2 separate regions of the Homo sapiens genome follow, and region 2 is linked to region 1. A link is a loop called in an ENCODE intact Hi-C map of the cell type or tissue named here. Cell type or tissue: mammary epithelial cell. All regions are shown on one strand. Each heading gives the region's core, and the rest is flanking DNA. Links, peaks and the distances in the headings are about the cores only.

Region 1 (5,063 bases), core at 412-4,411:
TTCATACCATAATGGTAGGGCTGAGTAGTTGCAATGGAGACCATGTTCCACATGCCTATAAGAAAAAGTGTGCTGATCCTGCATAGAGATAAAAAGTGAATGGGTCTGCTCATGGATTGGACGTGAGAAGAGCAGCAAAAGAAGGAATCCAGAGTGACTTGTAGGGTTTGGGGACACTCAACAATTCATCTCTCTTTCACAGAGCCCCCACCTCTGTATGTGTCAAGCATTGTACTGCTACATGCTGAGGATCCAGACATACAGAGCACAGCCTTGTGGGAGAAGCACACACAAACACAGTGACAGATGAAATAAAGCTTGAGTGAGCCTGGAAAGGCGAGCTGAGTACAGCATCCATAAATGATGAAGACAGCACTGAGTCCATTTTTATTTATTATCTGGGATACTGAAGTCAACGTGCTATGGTCTTCCCTCCTCTCCTCCCGAAGATCATAAACAATTGAGTGACCTGATAAGTCATGCCATATTATTAGCAGATGCCATATTGTTCATTCATCAATTTTGAGAGCCCTCTAAGTGCCAGGCACTGGGCTAGGTATTGAAGATAACACAGACATGGTCCCTGCCCTCATGGCACTTTCTTGATTGTAACAGAAAGGCAAGAGAAAGCGAAGAGTGGAGAAAAGGGACAAAGTTTGAGAAAGATGAGACAGTGCATGTCAGATGGCTTCTCTTGTTCCAGGAGAGTAAGCAGTGAAGGAACAGAGGTGAGAAGCTTGGAGTGAGAAGAAAAGGTATCAAATAGTCATCTCCTACAGTGCTAAACTTTTCCCCAGAAAACAAACATAATGCAATTACCAGGCAGTATTGGATGCCAATCTGAGGGCTGTGGTCAAGAATTTACAGTAAAAGCAGGTTCCCTGGTAAAGTTTTCTTCCAACCTCATTGCACTACTCAGTTGTAGGCACCAAGATGGCCATGCAGGTCCAGAGGGATGCAGCCTCACAGCAGGCAAAGCCATCAGGAGTCCAGAGTGTGAAGTCTATTACCAAGCATAAGCATTTGTTAATTGGAGGAAGGTCGTGGGTCATGATATTGGAAATATTGATTAAGTCCAGGTCTGCTGAGTAAAAAACCCTGTTTCCTTGCGGAAATCTTAAACTCTTATCTTTTGCTGACAGGCTCTAATGATTCTAGTGCAGCTAGGACACTTTAGTTCAAAGAGATGATTAGCGTTGTCAGTTAGGGCTGGATGCATTGATTTTCTAATTAGACTTTGGGGTTGCCGTGGCCTCTTCCCTCGTTAGGCTCTGTAAGCACAGGCTGCCATCTACATATGCAAAAAATATTGCCTACCTTAAACATTGCCTTGAAAATTATAAATGGGCATTTGCTAATTTCTTGATGTCAGACCGTGACCTTTTTGTTAGTATAGATGCACTTTCCTTCCCCTCATCTTTCTTTCATAAACTGTACCCATAATACATCAGCTGAGATTCATTTTTATTCTACCCAGCAACTTGAAAACGCTTGTGTAGGGAGGGATAGCATTAGGAGATACACCTAATGTAAATGACGAGTTAATGGGTGCAGCACACCAACATGGCACATGTATACATATGTAACAAACCTGCACGTTGTGCACATGTACCCTAGAACTTAAAGTATTATATATATATAAAAGAAAGAAAACACTTGTGTAGCAACCTGAATGCAGAGTCCTTGGGATTTTTATAATTCCCCTCCCCCACTGCTACTCCCACTAATCTTTTACAGACAATTCAACCACACCTCAATAGAAAACGTTTTACTCTTTTTTTTTAAAGATAAATTGCCTGTAGAGGCTCTTTCCAAAGTATTCAGACTAATTTTATAGACCCAATTCTTGTCAGTAATTATTTAATTGTATATTTTTAAATAACTAAAAGAGTATAACTGGATTGCCTGTGATATAAAGGATAAATGCTTGAGGGGATGGATACCCAATTTTATGTGATGCGATTATTCCACATTGCATGCCTGTATCGAAACATCTCACGTACCCCATAAATATATACACCTACTATGTAGCCACAAAAATTAAAATAAAAAAATTTTAAAGAAACAATTCTTTTTACTTGTATTTCATCAAGTTATATAGTATTTAATTAAAAATATGTGATTACAAAAGAGTACAACTGGCACAAACAGAGATCAGACTAAACGCAGCTGGCTCCTGGAACCACAGGCAATGTGAGAGGTGTGAGAAGGCACACCGCCAGCCCCCATGGGCATCAGCTATGTGACTTCTCAGAGGGGCTGCAGAACTGGGTGGGGTAAGGGACCTTCTGCTAAACTCCCTCGGAGCAGGAGAGCCTGAGCTGTGTCAGACAGAGGCCACACTGCCAGTTGACTCTACGGTGGGATTTGAGCAGCACATAGGACTCCTGCCCCAATGCCACCCACACTCATGCCTAAATGTCAACATAATGGGGTCCTTTCTTTAGGCTTGAAATTGCCTCTTTTTCGTGGTCATCTGTCAGATTACAGGTCAGCCTTGGGTCGGTGAGGGACTCATTAAGTCTCCAGCGTATAGGAAAAGTTGATCCTATTAGCTCCTTTCTCATGGAGAATGCTGGCAGTGCGAGATGTCTAGAAACACAGGCTTTTCTAAATTACTGGGTTTTGTCCAGGTGCGCCCGTTTAGAGGCTGGTTTAGGTGTGAAGCTGCCCAAGCTGCCCTGCTGCAGGCTGAGCCGGCTTCCTAGTTTTGGAGCCTAGTGCTCTGCGCCCACCGCTGGAGGGCGCCAGGCCCAGGAAGAAGGACTTCCTGCCGCCCTGGCAGCCACTGCTCAGCGGGAGGGGCGAGAGCGGAGAGCGTGGGCAGTGGCATTTAGGTGGATGAGTAAGAGCTAACCCAGCCCCCGTTGTTCTTGACCTTGGCTGCAGCTGCTGCCAGAACTGGAGACCAAGCTGACCGTGCTATGCATGACCCAGCACCCTAGCATTAATTAAGGGGGTTGGTGACATTGGAACTCAGGGTAAACAGAGGGAGGCAGATTTCTAGCTCTGGTTTCCAGGATTCTGAAAATGAGAATCTGCTGAGAGAGTGGGGGCAGTGGGCCTGGGCGTTGCTTCTTCCTGCACAGGAACATCAGCCCTCTGGCTTCTGCATCTTGGAGAACTCCAGCTTTTGGGGAGGAAATTGAGATGTCCAGGTTCCATGGAGCCATGGAGGGAGTAGAACAGATGTAATTCTAGGAGCCAGGACATTTGGAAGGTGGGAGCATCTAGGGATTAAGAACATTAGCTTTGTAGTCAGTCAGTCTGCCTTAGAATCACAGCCTTACACATTAGTGCCTGAATAACCTTGGGCTACTTATACCTGTTATACATTGCCTCAGTTTCCTCATCAGTAAAATGGGGGATTCCATACCTACCATAGTGGGTGGTTAGGAGAATAAAATGACATAAAAGCACTCAGCACACTGTGGGCATATTGGAAGTTTCCCACAAATGCTAGCTTCTCAGAGCATCAGGAGAGAGATACTGTGGTTTGGAGAGATGGGGTATAGAGGTCAGTGGTTAGACTGCCTGACTCAGGACCCTCCCCACCACTGCCTGTGCCTCAATAAAGGACTAGAAGTCAAATTGCTTAACCTCTCCAGGCTTTAGTTTCCCTTTCCATACCAGAAGAAGCCACCTTCTAGTAAGAAAGCAATAGATCTCGACAGCAATACCAATTTGTAATCTGGGGGCTTTGGAGCATTAGCATTAACTAAATAGAGGCCTTACTGAGACAACATCAGAGCCACCTGGCATGTGGAAATTTCTGTATTAGATCACAGGATCCTCCAGTGACAACCCAACCCAACATAATTTTCCACCGTTGTCTTTAAAGTCCTAGAGGCTTGAGGGTGAAGTTTGTAAGTCTCCTTTCTGATTCTACCTCTGGCCTGCTTCATCTCAGGCTTCCCAAGGTCCAATCCCTATATTATGGTTTTTACATTTTTCTGCAAACTTTTAAAATACATTTTTCTTTAAAAGGTGCAGCCTATTCTCCTCCCCTTGAATGTGAGCCAGACTTCTCTCTAAAGAATAGAATGTGGTGGAAGTGAAGCCATGTGACTTCTGAGGCTAGATCATAAAAAGGATAGCCTCTGCCTGAATCTCTTTCTCCTGGGTCTCTCACCCTGGGGGAAGCCAGTGACCATGTCATGAGGACACTCAAGCATCCTCCGAAGAGGTCCATGAGGAGAGGAACTGGGTCTCCTTGCCAACAGCCAGCACCATCACGCCCATTATATAAGTAAGCCACCTTGGAAGTGGCTCCTCCAGCCCCAATCAAGCCTTCAGATGACTGCAGCCCAGCCTACACCTGGAGTGCAATCTCCTGAGACACTACAAGCCTGAACTGCCCTGCCAAGCCTCTCCTAGATTCCTGACCCCCACACACTGTGTTTATTTATTTTTTATTATGTATGTTCCTTATTTTTATCTTAAGCTACTCAATTTGGGGGTAAATAGATATGCGGCAATAGACAATGAATACACTCCATCTCCTTGATGTATCTCCATCTCCCTGAACTTAAATGTAGCTTGGATACCCTGCTTGCATCATCCTGGCTAGTCTGTCTGCTGTCCTGGGTGAAGGCAGCAGGGGATGCCAGGTCAGGAGCAGTGCTCTGAGGACAAAGAATTTCAGCTCCTGGAGAAAAGTTGACCCGACCTTTTATCCTACAAAGGGCTCAGCAGAGAAGCTGCCAGTGTTGTCAGTAAGTGATTGCTACTTCTCAAAGAATGGGGAGGGTCCTAGGACCCTGAGCATAAAAGTAGAGCATCAAATGTAGGCCTGGTTTCCAGAGGGTCTCCAACTGGATGACCACTCTGCCATCAACCACAGCTAGGATGAATGCGGGCATACCTGGCCCATTCCACCCCCATGCTTAGCAAACTTGTGCAGAATACAGGTGTTTTCTGTAAACATAACCAGTAAGCTGAGTGCTCAGAGTCCTAACCACATGCATTAACCCCTCTTTTTCCTCTCCTCTAGATGCTGGTGTTCTCCAAGCTTCTGTCTTCATTGGGAGTGAGGGAAGTGCAAGAGAGAATATTCCTGAAAA
Region 2 (4,483 bases), core at 484-4,483, 77 kb after region 1:
AACTGGGAGGTGGAGGTTGTAGTGAACCAAGATCTTGCCACTGTACTCCAGCATGGGTGGCAGAGCGAGACTCCATCTTAAAAAAAAAACAGAGTAGAGGTGTATCATTTATGGTTGATTAAATATGGTGTCTGTGGTGTTTGTGCTTATGCCTATAAAAAGTTGGGCACCGGGACATTGGTGAGGAATGTAATTTTTATGATCACATTGTTTCTGGGCAAAAACAGGTTCAACCTACATCATTTTTACCTGCAGTGCCTTTTCCAGGAATATAACCCAAGATAAATTTGAAGACTCCCTGCAGTTCCACACAGCTCTGCCATCTGCAACGTGTGTCTCTCTGCCTTTGCGGTTTTCTGTGTTCCAAGGGTGTCTGTGGATCCTGGGAGCTCCCTGAGGGCAGGGGTCAGGGAAGATCCCAGTTCTGTGGGGCCGTCTTAAGAAAAAACCCGCAAAATTCCAAATACAAAATTAGGTACAACAGTGATATTTACTTACGGCCAGCAAGAAGATAACAATTTACATGAGCCTTGGACATTCAGGGTCCCTTTCTCCTGACATTTCTTCATTCCATTTACCAGAAATCCTTACATAAAAATGCTTCCTGTTCGTAAACTGGCTTCCCCTCTTCACCTAGGACACTCTACAGTTCCCAGCTTTCATAGCCCACCCTCTCCCCACCATCCTGCAAGTCGAGAAGCCCTAAAACTTGAGCTTCATTCCCTTCACCTCTGCCTCTGCCTCTGCCTTCACTTGTTCTCTAATAGCCCAGAGAACAAGGCTCTGCACATGGGGAGCCCGGGCAGGGGACGGTCAGAGAGCAATGGGCACCCCCAGGCCAGTCTGTCTCACAGTGAGGTCATCCAACCACCTGAATCAGAATCCCCTGGATGGTTTATCTGAAATGCAGACTCTGAGAACTACAGAATCTGACTCTGGGGTAGGACCTCAGCACCTGCATTGGCCCACACTCTCCAGGTGATTCCAAGGTCCACTGCTCTAGTGCCTTACTCTCTGCCTAGTTGGGTCACTGGTGGGGGACAACAGTCCTCATTGACTCCCCAGACCCCACCCCATATCTCCCAAGGAGGCTGAGCAGAGGCTGCACACAACACACAGTGTCGTGTGTGTGGAGGGTCCACTGAGGGACCCTCAGTGACCCATGCCACATCCCAGGCCTCCCTTCTCTGATTCGGCTCATGTGCCAGGCACCAGTAGGAGCCATCCTCTCCTCACAGCCCCCACCACACAAACAGCATCCCCACCAGTTCCATATCCTGACCCCTATATGAGAGAGCCACCTGGAATTGAGCTAAGGATCATTTCTAGCAGCATGTAATCCCTGCATCCCTCTCCCAAGACACTCTGATGTCACGGAGTTCCAGGCTTCCTGGTGGGAAATAATGCATGGCCAAGCCCAGAAATTAAATTTGGAGGGTGAAAGGTCAATAACAGGGCCATTAAATCCTCTGGGTAATTACCTAAGAGCTTCCAAAGGACTGTGAATTGGGGCAGCTTTTCCCAGGAAAGTATGAGACTCAGAATGGCAGCAATGGGAGCAGGGTTGGGAGAAAAATGTCAACCACATACCATGCACCAGCCACTGTGCTCATGCCAGCCATATAGTCCCTGTAACATCTCACAGCAACCTATAAGTATGAATCCATTCCATTATTGCTATCTTCATCCTAAAGAAGTGCTAGGGAGACTTGGCTTGGTGTTTGGACTCTGTCATTTGAGGACCCTGGATTCCCGTCTTAGCTCTGTTACATACTGGTTAGGTAAACACTGAACCTTGTTTTTCTCCTATCACTAGAGTCCTAGTATTGGTCAAATTTTTGATGAGATGATGCATAAATGTGCTAGCACCTTGCCTTGCATGTAGTAGGTGCTCAATAAATGTTAACTGCTATTACTTGAATTAATATCGTTACTCAGGAAAGAATCAGAGCTGGGGAAGTTCAATACTTTGCCTGAAGCAAGACAGAGTAAATGGACAAGTAGAGTTCCAAATCCAAATCTTTCCAGCTCTAAAAGCTACACTCTTTCTCCAATCTCATTGGGTTCTAAGACATTTGGAGTCAGCTCAAGATAAGCCTTCCCCTATTTTCTTCTCACAGCTGATGAAATTCCCTTATGCCTCATCTAGTACATCTCACAGGCTTTGCCACTCAGGATCAACCACTTAGTGAACGTTACTTGCATTTATCCCATTTATTATTTCAATAATCAGTTATTGGACATCTACTATAAAGGACTGGTCTTATCTTATTAAGGTGTAAGACAGTCATAGGCTCCAGAAGCTTACCCTCTGGTTAGGAGATAAGACACTTGAGTATGCATAGTTATTGGGAAGCTGGGGTGCTGACATGAGTGCTCTCTCCGGTCGTGCAGTTGGTAAAGGACTCCTAAAATGTCCTCCTTTTCACCATCATCCTGTCTACATTGACATTGGCCCTTAGACTGGAAAGGTGGCTCCAGTGACTCGACAAGGGACTCAAATGCTCAGGCTAAAAGCTTGGAGTCAAGTTTTGACCCCTTTCAATCAGTCAGTCTTACAGTTCTGCCAAGTCTTCTTTACAAAGGCCCATGCATTTACTCTATTCTCACTGCTCCCCTCCTCCTAGATTCCTGCAACAGCTACCTCAATAGTCTCCCATCCTCCTGCCTCTTTCATCCCAAATCACCTGAGGATGGGTCCACAGATAAACTGCTGAGCCTGGCAATTCGGGCCCTTCATCAGCTGCTCCCACCCTGTATACTCAATGTGGCATTGTCGCACTGTGAAAATGAGGTCTCACATTCTGCCTACAGATTTTGGGCTACTGCCTTAAACGATCTGGGCCTCCATCCCCCGGTCTGTTAAAAGGGGATATTAGTCAACTCAGAGTCTAAGATGACAGAGATGAGAAAAGGCTGGCATCTAATAGTAGCTCTATAATTTTCCTCCCTTGCCCCCTACCCTCCAGACAACCCATTCTACTCTGCTTGTCTCCACTTTCCTGCCTTTGCTGGTCCCCATATTCTCTTCCAGTTCAAATCCTATCCCTCCAACTAGGCTCAGTTGGAGACTCAGCTCCTCCGTTAAACCTTTTGTGAATAATGCTAGTCCATTAAGGTGGTTTCTTTTTGTATTTCTATGGCACTTCCATCGTCTTGAAATATTAAAATTGGTTTCATATAGTTCCAACCTGTCACTCTGAGCTCCTTGAGGCCATTATGCTCCGTAGCAGGGGTGGAGAGTGGGAACATGGGGGTGGTTTAGTGGGAACTTAATATGTGCTCATTCAATATATGAAGGTGAGAATCCCCTCTGTGCATACAGAACTCAGACCTTCAAGCCAACTTCACAAAAGCCACCAGGCATGGCAGTCACCACTGGCTGTACCCTTGGAAAAGACAGGGCCAGAAGCTCAAGCACTGGATGACGGCAGGCAGCCCAGGGAAGCCACTCCTCACAGGACTCCACACCTTGGCCTCCACCTCATCCATTCCCCTGTTGTTGGTTCTGCAGGCTCTGGTCCAGACCCATCAGTAGGGTGTGGCCTGCCATGGAGCCGAGTTTGTGATGTCTGTTCTGAGTGGTCCAGGCTGAAGTCCCCACCAAGGCATGGGTGTTGGGCATTGGGCCTTTGCCCTCCTCTAGTGGCAGTCACCCAGCTTTTCTAAGCCACCAGGCAGCAGCCTAGCACCCACCTTTGGCACCTTCTTACTTTCCTCCCCCAGTCTTCATGATGTCCAGCTGGCAGAGTGGGGAACCCTGAAGCCAAACCCCTAACTGGGCCTGCCAGTTCCTGACTGAAATTGACCTCCTTCATTGAGAGCCAGGACGGAATCTTCCAGAATGCTAGAGCTGCACGGCTCAGGATGCAATGCTGGAAAAGCATGACAACTAAAGGGGTCTTCCACTCCATTCTTTAGGGTGAGAGGTGCCTGGGCCCAGTGACAAATTCTCACCCACCCCACTACATTCCTTAGTCCACTGTTAACTTCGGGAGGGTAGCACCATGCAAAGCAAAAATGTGATCTTAGGTGCATGCTGTGACTGTGAGCTGCACCTGTCCTCACAAAGCTGCTGAATTCCCCATTCGTCTCCTGGCCTTTGCAAGAGGGTCCGAGGCAGTATGAGAGAAGCCAACCCTTCTCTTCCCGGACCCAAGGGCTGTGCCCCTTCTCTCAGCCAAGCCTTGTGTCTCTAGGCACAAGGACAGCTCAAGCGTTAGCGTCTGGCCCCACCCAACTCCTTCCTCCCGGGTGTGTGTGCGTTAGGTAGAGGGGGCCTCTGGCCACTCAGGAGTTAAAATGGCAGCGGGACTGGAGGGGGTTGGCGTGGCATGCAGACTGGGAGGAGGCGACCGGAGTGGGCTGGGGAGGTTGGGAGAGCGGCGGAGAAGCGAGTGAGGAGGGCGAGCGCGAAGCCGGGAAGAGGGGCGCGCGTGGAGGGGGTGCCGGGCGCCGCGAGGGCCTGCTCCGGGCACCTGCG

The links. Hi-C counts contacts between places; a loop is a spot of excess contacts. Peaks named below come from ENCODE experiments on the same cell type or tissue, not always from the same donor. Only the 100,000 strongest peaks of a DNase experiment are listed, where the experiment ranks them.
Region 2: a loop joins it to region 1, with 2.1 times the contacts of the local background. A loop is called at or near these places in 5 of 110 quality-filtered maps.

What each region holds. Positions count from the first base shown.
Region 1 is chr1:204,761,679-204,766,741 of GRCh38, reverse strand. No RefSeq gene overlaps it. Among named protein-coding and RNA genes, the nearest start is that of NFASC, 64 kb to the left of the region's middle. In mammary epithelial cell, for the core only: a CTCF peak has its summit at 2,732 (motif pointing right); a DNase peak (open chromatin) is centred at 2,781.
Region 2 is chr1:204,685,627-204,690,109 of GRCh38, reverse strand. LRRN2 (leucine rich repeat neuronal 2) reads left to right here and starts at 4,372. Exons shown (of 2, transcript NM_201630.2): 1 at 4,372-4,483. In mammary epithelial cell, for the core only: no CTCF peak of the experiment used is centred there; no DNase peak of the experiment used is centred there; H3K27me3 peaks cover 1,427 bases.